3 separate regions of the Homo sapiens genome follow, and regions 1 and 2 are each linked to region 3. The links are chromatin contacts, found by Hi-C or POLR2A ChIA-PET in ENCODE. All regions are on one chromosome and are shown on one strand. Each heading gives the region's core, a stretch centred on a gene start or an enhancer-like site at or near the end of the contact. The rest is flanking DNA. Distances are from core to core; before and after follow the strand shown.

Region 1 (2,792 bases), core at 105-2,604, 330 kb after region 3:
TTACTACAAACACAAAAATCAGTAGGTCGTGGTGGCGTATGCCTGTAATCCCAGCTACTCGGGAGGCTGAGGCAGGAGAATCGCTTGAACCCAGGAGGCGGAGGTTGCAGTGAGCTGGTATTGCGCCACTGTACTCCAGCCTGGGCAACAGAGTGAGATTCCGTCTCGAAATAAATAAATAAATAAATAAATAAATAAATAAATAAATAAATAAATAAATAAATAAAATAGCATCACAAAAAATACAACATTTAGAATAAATTTAACAAAAGATGTGCAAAACTTCTATTCTGAAAATTACAAAACAGGTCGGGCGCAGTGGCTCACACCTGTAATCCCAGCACTTTAGGAGGCCGAGGTAGGAGGATTGCTTGAGTCCAGGAGTTTGAGACAAGCCTGGGTAAGATGGCAAAACCCTGTTGCTACAAAAATAAAAATAGCCAGGCGCGGTGGCTTATGTCTGTAATCCCAACACTTTGGGAGGCTGAGGCGGGGAGATCACTTGAGGTCGAAATTCGAGACAAGCCTGAGCAACATGGTGAAACCCTGTCTCTACAAAAAATACAAAAATTAGCCGGGCGGGTGGCGGGCGCCTGTAATCCCAGCGACTTGGGAGGCTGAGGCAGGAGAATTGCTGTCCGGGAGGCGGAGGTTGCAGTCAGCTTCGACCGCAGCCTGGGAGAGCAAAACTCCTTCTCAAAAAACAAAAACAAAGGGAGAAGAAGAAAAAGAAAAAGAAAAAAGAAAAACATGCCAAAAACACATAGTAACTGAAGGGAAAGGAATCTGCCAGCTTCCCACTATGGGAAAATCTGCCACTGTGGAAGCTGGCAGATTTTAAAAGTTTGGCAAACGGAAGCTGATGGAATTTCGATTTGATGGTTTCTATTTAGCTTCGTAAAATAGGCCTGGCATAAGGGGATTTGCTGTGAGTCAAGGTCTGAGGAAAGCGCCAGTTTGCAAAGCCGTTTTGGAAAACTGGAGCGTGGGGGTGTGTGCAGGGTGAGGGGAGGAGGCCTAGTCTGGTCCACCTTAGGTCTAGCAGAGACTACGTGGAGCTTTGAGCCGAATGCCCTGGTGAGCTGCCATGGCAACACAGCCGTGGGCACAGGCCCACGGCAACCCATCACTGAACAGAGTTGTGGCGTTTCAACAGAGAGTCTGGGACATCAGGCAACGTGGCGACCCGAAGCAGCCAAAATGAGACCTCGACAGCAAAGGCCTCGACAGCGGAGCCCGGACCTTTGCAAAATCTGCAAGTAACGCCAACGTCACAAAGCGCGACCGAGCCCTGTACGTCATCGTTCCGCGACGCCGACGCGGTGAGATGACGCCCTCCCGGAAGTGACCTCTAGAGCGGTGGTGAAACTGGCAGTTGACGGCTCCTGGGACTAGATCCCGCGAGGTAGCCCCCGAACTATTTCTCTACGTTTTCTCTTGATCCTCCCGAAATCTTCCAGATCCGCGTAGTGAGGAATCGTCTCCACCGTCATGGGGGGCGGAGACCTGGTGAGTGGAGGGAGGCCTGGGCGGGGGAGGACTGAGGCCGGGACGGAAATTGGCAGGGGGTGGGGGTAGAGGAAGGAGTGGATAACCATGGCAACGCAGCTTTGCTTTCGCCGGGAGGAGGCCGTTGCCCTGAAGAGGGGATGGATCCTTAGGGCAATGGAGGGGTGGGACTGAGATTTGGGAAAGTCCGAGGTGTGTCGCGAACAGTGACAGGTGGTGTTTGCGTGTTTGTTGACTGCGGCTCTACCGGCTGTAAATTCTGGGAAGACCGGGGAGGGGGCGGATGGAGCCATGGCTAGGAAAGGAGGTAGATATGGAGGACGTGTCACCACACTTTGTTTTGTATATCTTGTCTTGCCACACACCTCTCTTCCTTGGGTGAGAGTTCAGAGTCATGTCCTGGACTGAAGTAGGGGTGGTTTGTGCCCCATTCTCCCTACCCTAAGCCATGCCCTGGGGTCGTTTTTTATTTTTTATTTTTTTGAGACGGAGTTTCTTGTTGCCCAGGCTGGAGTGCCATGGCGCGATCTCGGCTGACCGCAACCTTTCCCTCCTGGGTTCAAGCGATTCTCCTGCCTCAGCCTCCCGAGTAGCTGGGATTACAGGCATGCGCCACCACACCCGGCTAATTTTGTATTTTTAGTAGAGACAGGGTTTCTCCATGTTGGTCAGGCTGGTCTCGATCTGCCGACCTCAAGTGATCCGCCCGCCTCGGCCTCCCAGAGTGCTAGGATTACAAGGGTTAGCCACAGCGCCCGGCCCTGGGGTCCTTTTTAAGCCTGAAGGGATCTTCCTGTCCATCTTTCTGACTTCCACACCTCCTTCAGTGCTGGATTCTGATCTGTAGTGGCAGAGCTTGCTTTTGAATTCATACCACTTAATATAAGTTATGTGGCAATGTCTCTTAAACTGAAACGTTCATTTGTAAAGCGCTAAGGCCCCAAATAGGGTAAATGTACCCACAAGAGCATGGGGCAAGGTTGGGAAAATGCTAGCCTCCGGAAAGTGGAGCTAATTGAACCAGCAAGTAGATCAGCTTAGCCGCCTGCCCAGTAAACCTATTAGTTTGTCATGTGTTCTCAATCACAGTGAGTGCCAGGACTCCATCTAGTTTCATCCAATTTAGTGTATTCTTCACATAACTGCATTTAAGGACAGGAAAGCTCTAATCCAGGGTTTCTCAACATTAGCGCTCTTGACAGTTTGGCCTAGATAATTCTTTGGGGGTGTGTGGTAGTGGTGGTAGTTGGGCTGTCCTGTGCATTGTAGAATGTTTAGCAGCA
Region 2 (2,700 bases), core at 178-2,677, 350 kb after region 3:
AAACCCCGTCTCTACTAAAAAAATACAAAAAATTAGCCGGGCGTGGTGGCGGGCGCCTGTAGTCCCAGCTACTCGGGAGGCTGAGGCAGGAGAATGGCGTGAACCCAGGAGGCGGAGCTTGCAGTGAGCCGAGATTGTGCCACCGCACTCCAGCCTGGGTGACAGAGCGAGATTCCGTCTCAAAAAACAACAGCAACAAAACAAAACCCTCGAGGGGCCACTCTCCTGTCTTTACTCCTTTTCCCTTCTCTATTCTTTCACCAGAAGCCCTCATTTGACCAGTGAACTCCTAGGCCCTCTTGACCCGCACATTAGCTGGGCGATTTCCTTGTTCTGCTAATTCCTAATTCTGCTTAAAATGTATTTGGATTTCTGTTTTTGAACACTTATGATGCCAGGCACTGTAATGCTTGAAACCCGATCTTTCCCTAGAGAATGTAACATACGTTTTTATTCATTTAATCACTTCATTATGCCGGGGTTAATTATGTTTATTTTATAATTGGTAATAAAGGCCACATTTATTTTTGTAACTGTTTAAAGAGCGACCACCTGTGGAGTACCGTGTTTACGAATTTCCATGCAGAAAGAACAACGTTGACCTGTAATTTGTGTCGAATATATGGAGATCCCTCATCTGAGAATTATGTAACAAAGCGTGGGGCAGTTTACTCAAAGATTTTACGAAATGAGCCAGAGTAAGACGATTAGTGGGATAGGTGTCTGAAGGTGCTGGCGGCCTCTGAGCTCTGACCCTTTGCGGGGAGAACAGGCAGCAGGTGGGTGGGCGCGGGGCCCATTCATAAAAACCAGTGTTCCTGGCCTGCTTCTCTCATTGGCCCTGGGGGCAAGGGGCGTGCCCCGCGGGTGGAGCGCGCCCGGGGCCCAGCAGAGTGGGCAGATCCACGCTTAGGTGGAGCGAGGGGGCGTTCCTTGGCTTTCTAGGCTGGACTTTCTCTTCCCCTTGCTGCGTCCCTCCTCTCCCCCGGGGTGGGCATGGTACGTCCCGCCCTCCTCGCATTCCCGTCCCTCCTTCCCTTCCGGAGCGGTGGCATCGCCGCCATCTTGGCATTCGGGTTGCGGGAAAGAGCCAAACCCTGGCGTTGGGGGGCCCGGGCGGGGAGCCCCTCCCGCGGTCCACAGCGACGCCTGCCCAGCCCTCCTCCCCTTCCGGCTCCGGCACGGGGCCCCGAGGCGTTCGGAGGCCAGGCGGGTTTCTGTCAGGCCCGGGGAGGAGGGGCGGGCGGGGCGGCCGCTGCCTCCCCGGGACGGGCCGTACCACGCGGACGGGGAGGACGGGGCCAGGGGACTGCAGGGCGGCTGCACCGCCCGGGGGCGGGGTGCGGAGCGGGCCGGCGGGCTCCCCGGGGCGGGGCGGGAGGGCGGGGCGTGGGGCGGACGGAACCACCGGGGCGGGGTGGGAGGTAACGGGACGGGCGCGACCATGGCGCGGTGAGGGAGCGGGGGTGGGGATCGGTCCGGGGGAGGCCTGAGGCCGCTGGCTTGTGCGCTGTCTCCGCCGCCCCCCTCTTTCGCCGCCGCCGCCGCCGCCCCGGGCATGTCGTCCAACTGCACCAGCACCACGGCGGTGGCGGTGGCGCCGCTCAGCGCCAGCAAGACCAAGACCAAGAAGAAGCATTTCGTGTGCCAGAAAGTGAAGCTATTCCGGGCCAGCGAGCCGATCCTCAGCGTCCTGATGTGGGGGGTGAACCACACGGTAACCAGCTCCTGCGCGCCCCTCTGAGCGCGGCCCCGCGCGCTCCCACGCCCCCTGCAGCCCTGGGCCCTTGCCCCGCAGGCCCTGCCGGTGACGCCTGCCACCCCTCGCCAAGCCACTTGCACGCCCACCCCACCCTTGCACGCCTTTCGGCCCCGTGTGCACTCCCCGCACGCCACGCGAGGCCTGGTGTCTCTGTGGTCTGCCGTCGCCACCTCCCCTTCCCTCCAGCCCTTCTGGCTTCCTGCGTGTGGCGTGCTCGCTTGGGGCAGCCCATGGAGCGCAAAGGCAAGGCCTCAGTGCAGTGGAGTCGCTTTCATCCCTGCTTCTCCTCCTCCCCCCTCATCCTGTTTGTGAGGGTGTATATTCCCCCTTGTTCCTTACAGCCGGCTGCCAGCTCTGTCAAGTAGCAGTGGTCTGCCCAAATAGTCCTCTCTTTCTGATCGTTTGGTTGTTGTGGCTGCTCAAATTCTTCCATCCTCCAGGCCTCCTTACCTTTGAATGTAGAACTCCACCCTGGGTTTCCTTTTTTTTCCCTCTTGAACAAGATGTATCAACTGGAGAAGCACAGGCTTCCTTGAACCAGACACTTCACCTGGGTCTCTCTGGGTTAGGGAGAAGAAAGAATGGCTATTAACCATTTGAGAGAAGAGGATGCCTGGTTATAAGGAGGGACTATTCATAGTAGAAATAATATGTCTTCCCATAGTTTTTGAAGGTGATCATTTTAAAGATGTTGACTTATCTGTTGTGTGGCTGCAATGTTGTGATGATGCATAGTGATTATGGTCCTAGATAGGAGAGATAGGTCCCCTGGGTCCTTAGGGTGCTTTGAGATTGTTCAACAGCCCCTGCCAGGAAGTTGGATCCTGACAGTTTAAGCTGGAAGACTGTTTATGTGGTGTTTGTTCAGGGTCTTTATTCTCCCTCTTCCAACCACTTGCTCTTTGCCTTCTGACCATTTCTTTATGAATCCCCACACT
Region 3 (2,909 bases), core at 54-2,553:
CTTGCCTTGTTCCACGGTAAGGGGACATTGGGTTTAGGGCTGGAGGAGGTAGTCTCTGGGACTCTGGGCCCGGCGGAAGGAGGAACCGGCGTTCTAAGAGATTAGAGAGCCTTTAGTTGTTTCCTTTCTTAGGTGTTTTTTTTTCTTTTCTTTTCTTTTTTTTTTTTTTAACCTCAGTGCCACGGAATCCGTCTCTTCCAGCCCACAGTGTACCTTCTCCTGTCCCCGCCCATATCCCTCCTCCTGGAAAATTTCTCCAATGGCGCTCAGCGTTCGCACCCTTCCTCTCCGCGGTTTTCTAGTCCCTAGGCCCCAGCCCACTAGAAGCCAGGATGCCCCCTCACCCCGTCTCCCACTCTCCAGCGCCCCAGCTCCTTGCCGTCACAAGAACGAAGTAGGTCAGGGGAGGGAAGAGGCATCTTCGTGTCCTGACCTGATTCCTTGCCGTCTATTAAATATCCTACATTGCGGGTATTTTTATTCTGTCCTGGAAGAAAAAATAAAAAGATTATCTATCCCCAGAGCCTGTCAGAAGGTGGTGACAGGTGGGGTGAGCCATTTCCTCGTCTGGGGCTGGCTCTGAAGATTGATTGGGTCTGGCCCTGAGTAGGCCTGGAGGCCCCAGAGAGGCAGGAGGCCTGGGTTACCTACTCGTGGGGAGGGGTCCAGACTGTTGCAGAGTAAGGGGTAGCCAGGCCCCCTCCACCCTCACGTCTGCTAGGCTTGGGGGGCAAATCGGTGCTGGAAATGGGGGGTGGAGGGATAAGGTGGAGTCATGGAAGGGGGGTGGGATTCAGGCCCCTCTTGGGGAGAAAAGCTGGGGGTCTTTGCTGCAGGGGGAGATTTCTGGGGGTGGGGGCTGGAGGACAAAGCATCAGAGACGCACAGAATTCCGAAGAACAGCTCAGGAAGTCGCAGAGCTTGGAGGAGCTGGGGGCGGGGAACAGTCAGGGGCCCGTGACCCAGGGATGGGGCGCCTGTCCCTTCCAGGGGTCCAGTCCTCGGGCCTTCTCTCTGCAGCTTTCCCGGCGGAACGGAGGAGGGAAAGGGAGCCAGGAGCTCAGTGAGGAGCGCGGGGCGGCTGATGCTTCTAGGGGTTCTCTCAGCCCGAGGGGCTCCCGCCCTGTCCCCTACTCTGCACCCCTTGCCTTGGGAGCGGCTGCAGAGCTCTAGGGGAGCGCTCCGTTAGGGCTGAGGGCAGGCGCCGGGAGAGCCCCCAACGACGCCGCGCCCCCCGCCCCGCCCCCTGCCCCAGCTCCCCCCCACCCCCACCGACCCAGCGGCCCCCCCAGCTCCCCGCCTGCTCCCGGAGGCCGCAGCCTCCAGCTCCGCTCGCGCTCTCGCCGCTCCTGCCGGCTCGCCCGGCCCCGCGCTCCGCCGTCTCCTCGCCGCCCGCCCCTCCGCCAGCCCCGGGGACCGCGCGGCCGCAGCCTGAGCCAGGGCCCCCTCCCTCGTCAGGACCGGGGCAGCAAGCAGGCCGGGGGCAGGTCCGGGCACCCACCATGCGAGGCGAGCTCTGGCTCCTGGTGCTGGTGCTCAGGGAGGCTGCCCGGGCGCTGAGCCCCCAGCCCGGAGCAGGTAGGACTGGCGGGAGCCGGCCCGGGTGGGCCGGGGGCGGGGAGGGACGGGCAGTCAGGTGTGGGCATGGGCAGGTGTGGACGGCCTGGCGATGTCCGCGAGGGGGGCATTGTCCGCAGGAGGCCAGGAGAGCTGTGGGCTGTGGGCAGGTGGATAGGGACCCCACTTTCCCAAACACATAGGGTGTGTGAGTGACGGTGGAGACACCGATGCCCGGACCTCTCCTTCTCTCCTGGAAGGATACTGGAGGGACCTTAGGAGAGGGGGCTCTATGTGGCCATGGGCTCTGAAAGGGGACAGCGGGAGAGTCATCAGGACCCCTGATCACCCCAGGCAAGGCTGAATTCTGATGAGATGGGAGCCTGGGGAGGCCCCTGCCCCAGCCATGCCTTCTTTTCCTCTTCTCTGCCACACCCCCGACCCCAAAGCTGATCCAGGCTAGGGATAGGTGGGAGCAGCCAGGGGGATGGTGGGGACACAGCGTCTCTGCCTGGGAAGGCAGCAGCCATTCGGTCACCTTCCCTTGCCTATTTGGTGTCAGTAGAGAGGCAGTGGGCCCAGGAAGAAGCAACTTGCTGCTTCTGCACCCCCAGCCTCAAGAGTCCCCCTCCTCACACCTGCTCCCATTTGCCCTGGCAGCCTTTGGCTTTCAGCTACTCTGGCTCTAGATGGGGCACTGGGGTAGGGGGTGGAGGGAGGCGTCCCATTCTGCACACTCCTCTTCCCCCCTACCAGTTCTCCAAACTCATCTCTCCCACCTGGAAGTCCTTTCTGAGATCTACCTGGAATCCCTCATGGTATAATTTTCATAGTCTCTGTTCTCCCCTAAGCACCTAGACTTTCTCTGGGGTTGGGGAGATGGGTAATTTGCAGCCTGGCCCCTCAGCAGAGATGATTAAGAAGATAGATACCTGTGCATCATTGGCATGGGTGCCCCTCAGGTGGGGTGAGGGAGGCGCTGTTGAGGTGAGTGCTGTGGTTGACCTGCTGTGTCTCAGGAGTGTGCTGGCACCAGGCACAGTGTCAGTGGCAATGTTCTTGACTTTAATGGTCCCAGCATGTAGCTGAGACAGACCTGGGTCCCTATTGAGAAGAAGAGTATGTTGGGGGTGGGAGGGGAAGGAGGCTGACAGTGGGAAGTATGGGCAGAGGGCAGTGGAGCTGACGAACCGAGAAGCTGCTGGTGAGAACCACCAATTTTCAGGGAGACCACACAGAGGGTGGCCAGAGACGTGGCTTCTAGTCCCGCCATCTCACTTGCTGTGTGACTTTAGACAAGTTACTTTCTCTCTCTGGACCTATTTTTGCATTTATAAAGTGAGGCTGTTGGC

Evidence for each region. A loop is a pair of places that touch in the nucleus more often than their neighbours do. ChIA-PET counts read pairs that join two places held with the same protein, here RNA polymerase II (POLR2A). Pooled maps may share reads with other maps.
Region 1: a map of gastrocnemius medialis shows a loop between it and region 3 (13-fold over the local background). The contact joins the promoter of CWC25 here to the promoter of PLXDC1 in region 3. A Hi-C loop is called at or near these places in 6 of 168 maps with a recorded cell type or tissue (CD4-positive, alpha-beta memory T cell, CD8-positive, alpha-beta T cell, Calu3 and 3 more), 7 of 37 single-sample maps with no recorded cell type and 17 of 50 pooled maps. POLR2A ChIA-PET finds 5 or more read pairs at or near these places in 9 of 52 experiments (A549, CD4-positive, alpha-beta T cell, GM10248 and 5 more).
Region 2: a loop to region 3 is called in a map of CD8-positive, alpha-beta T cell, with 9 times the contacts of the local background. The contact joins the promoter of PIP4K2B here to the promoter of PLXDC1 in region 3. A Hi-C loop is called at or near these places in 9 of 168 maps with a recorded cell type or tissue (CD4-positive, alpha-beta memory T cell, CD8-positive, alpha-beta T cell, Calu3 and 4 more), 16 of 37 single-sample maps with no recorded cell type and 24 of 50 pooled maps. POLR2A ChIA-PET finds 5 or more read pairs at or near these places in 5 of 52 experiments (CD8-positive, alpha-beta memory T cell, T-cell, activated CD4-positive, alpha-beta T cell and 2 more).

Annotation. Positions count from the first base shown.
Region 1 is chr17:38,823,883-38,826,674 of GRCh38, reverse strand. It overlaps CWC25 (CWC25 spliceosome associated protein), which reads left to right and starts at 1,354. Exons shown (of 10, transcript NM_017748.5): 1 at 1,354-1,509. The coding sequence starts at 1,492. It overlaps MIR4727 (microRNA 4727), which reads right to left and starts at 837; the gene lies at 783-837. RefSeq lists an enhancer at 2,015-2,646.
Region 2 is chr17:38,798,283-38,800,982 of GRCh38, reverse strand. It overlaps PIP4K2B (phosphatidylinositol-5-phosphate 4-kinase type 2 beta), which reads left to right and starts at 1,427. Exons shown (of 10, transcript NM_003559.5): 1 at 1,427-1,717. The coding sequence starts at 1,559. It overlaps CWC25 (CWC25 spliceosome associated protein), which reads left to right. Exons shown (of 10, transcript NM_017748.5): 10 at 1-542. RefSeq lists an enhancer at 1,432-2,250.
Region 3 is chr17:39,150,031-39,152,939 of GRCh38, reverse strand. It overlaps PLXDC1 (plexin domain containing 1), which reads left to right and starts at 1,303. Exons shown (of 14, transcript NM_020405.5): 1 at 1,303-1,578. The coding sequence starts at 1,503.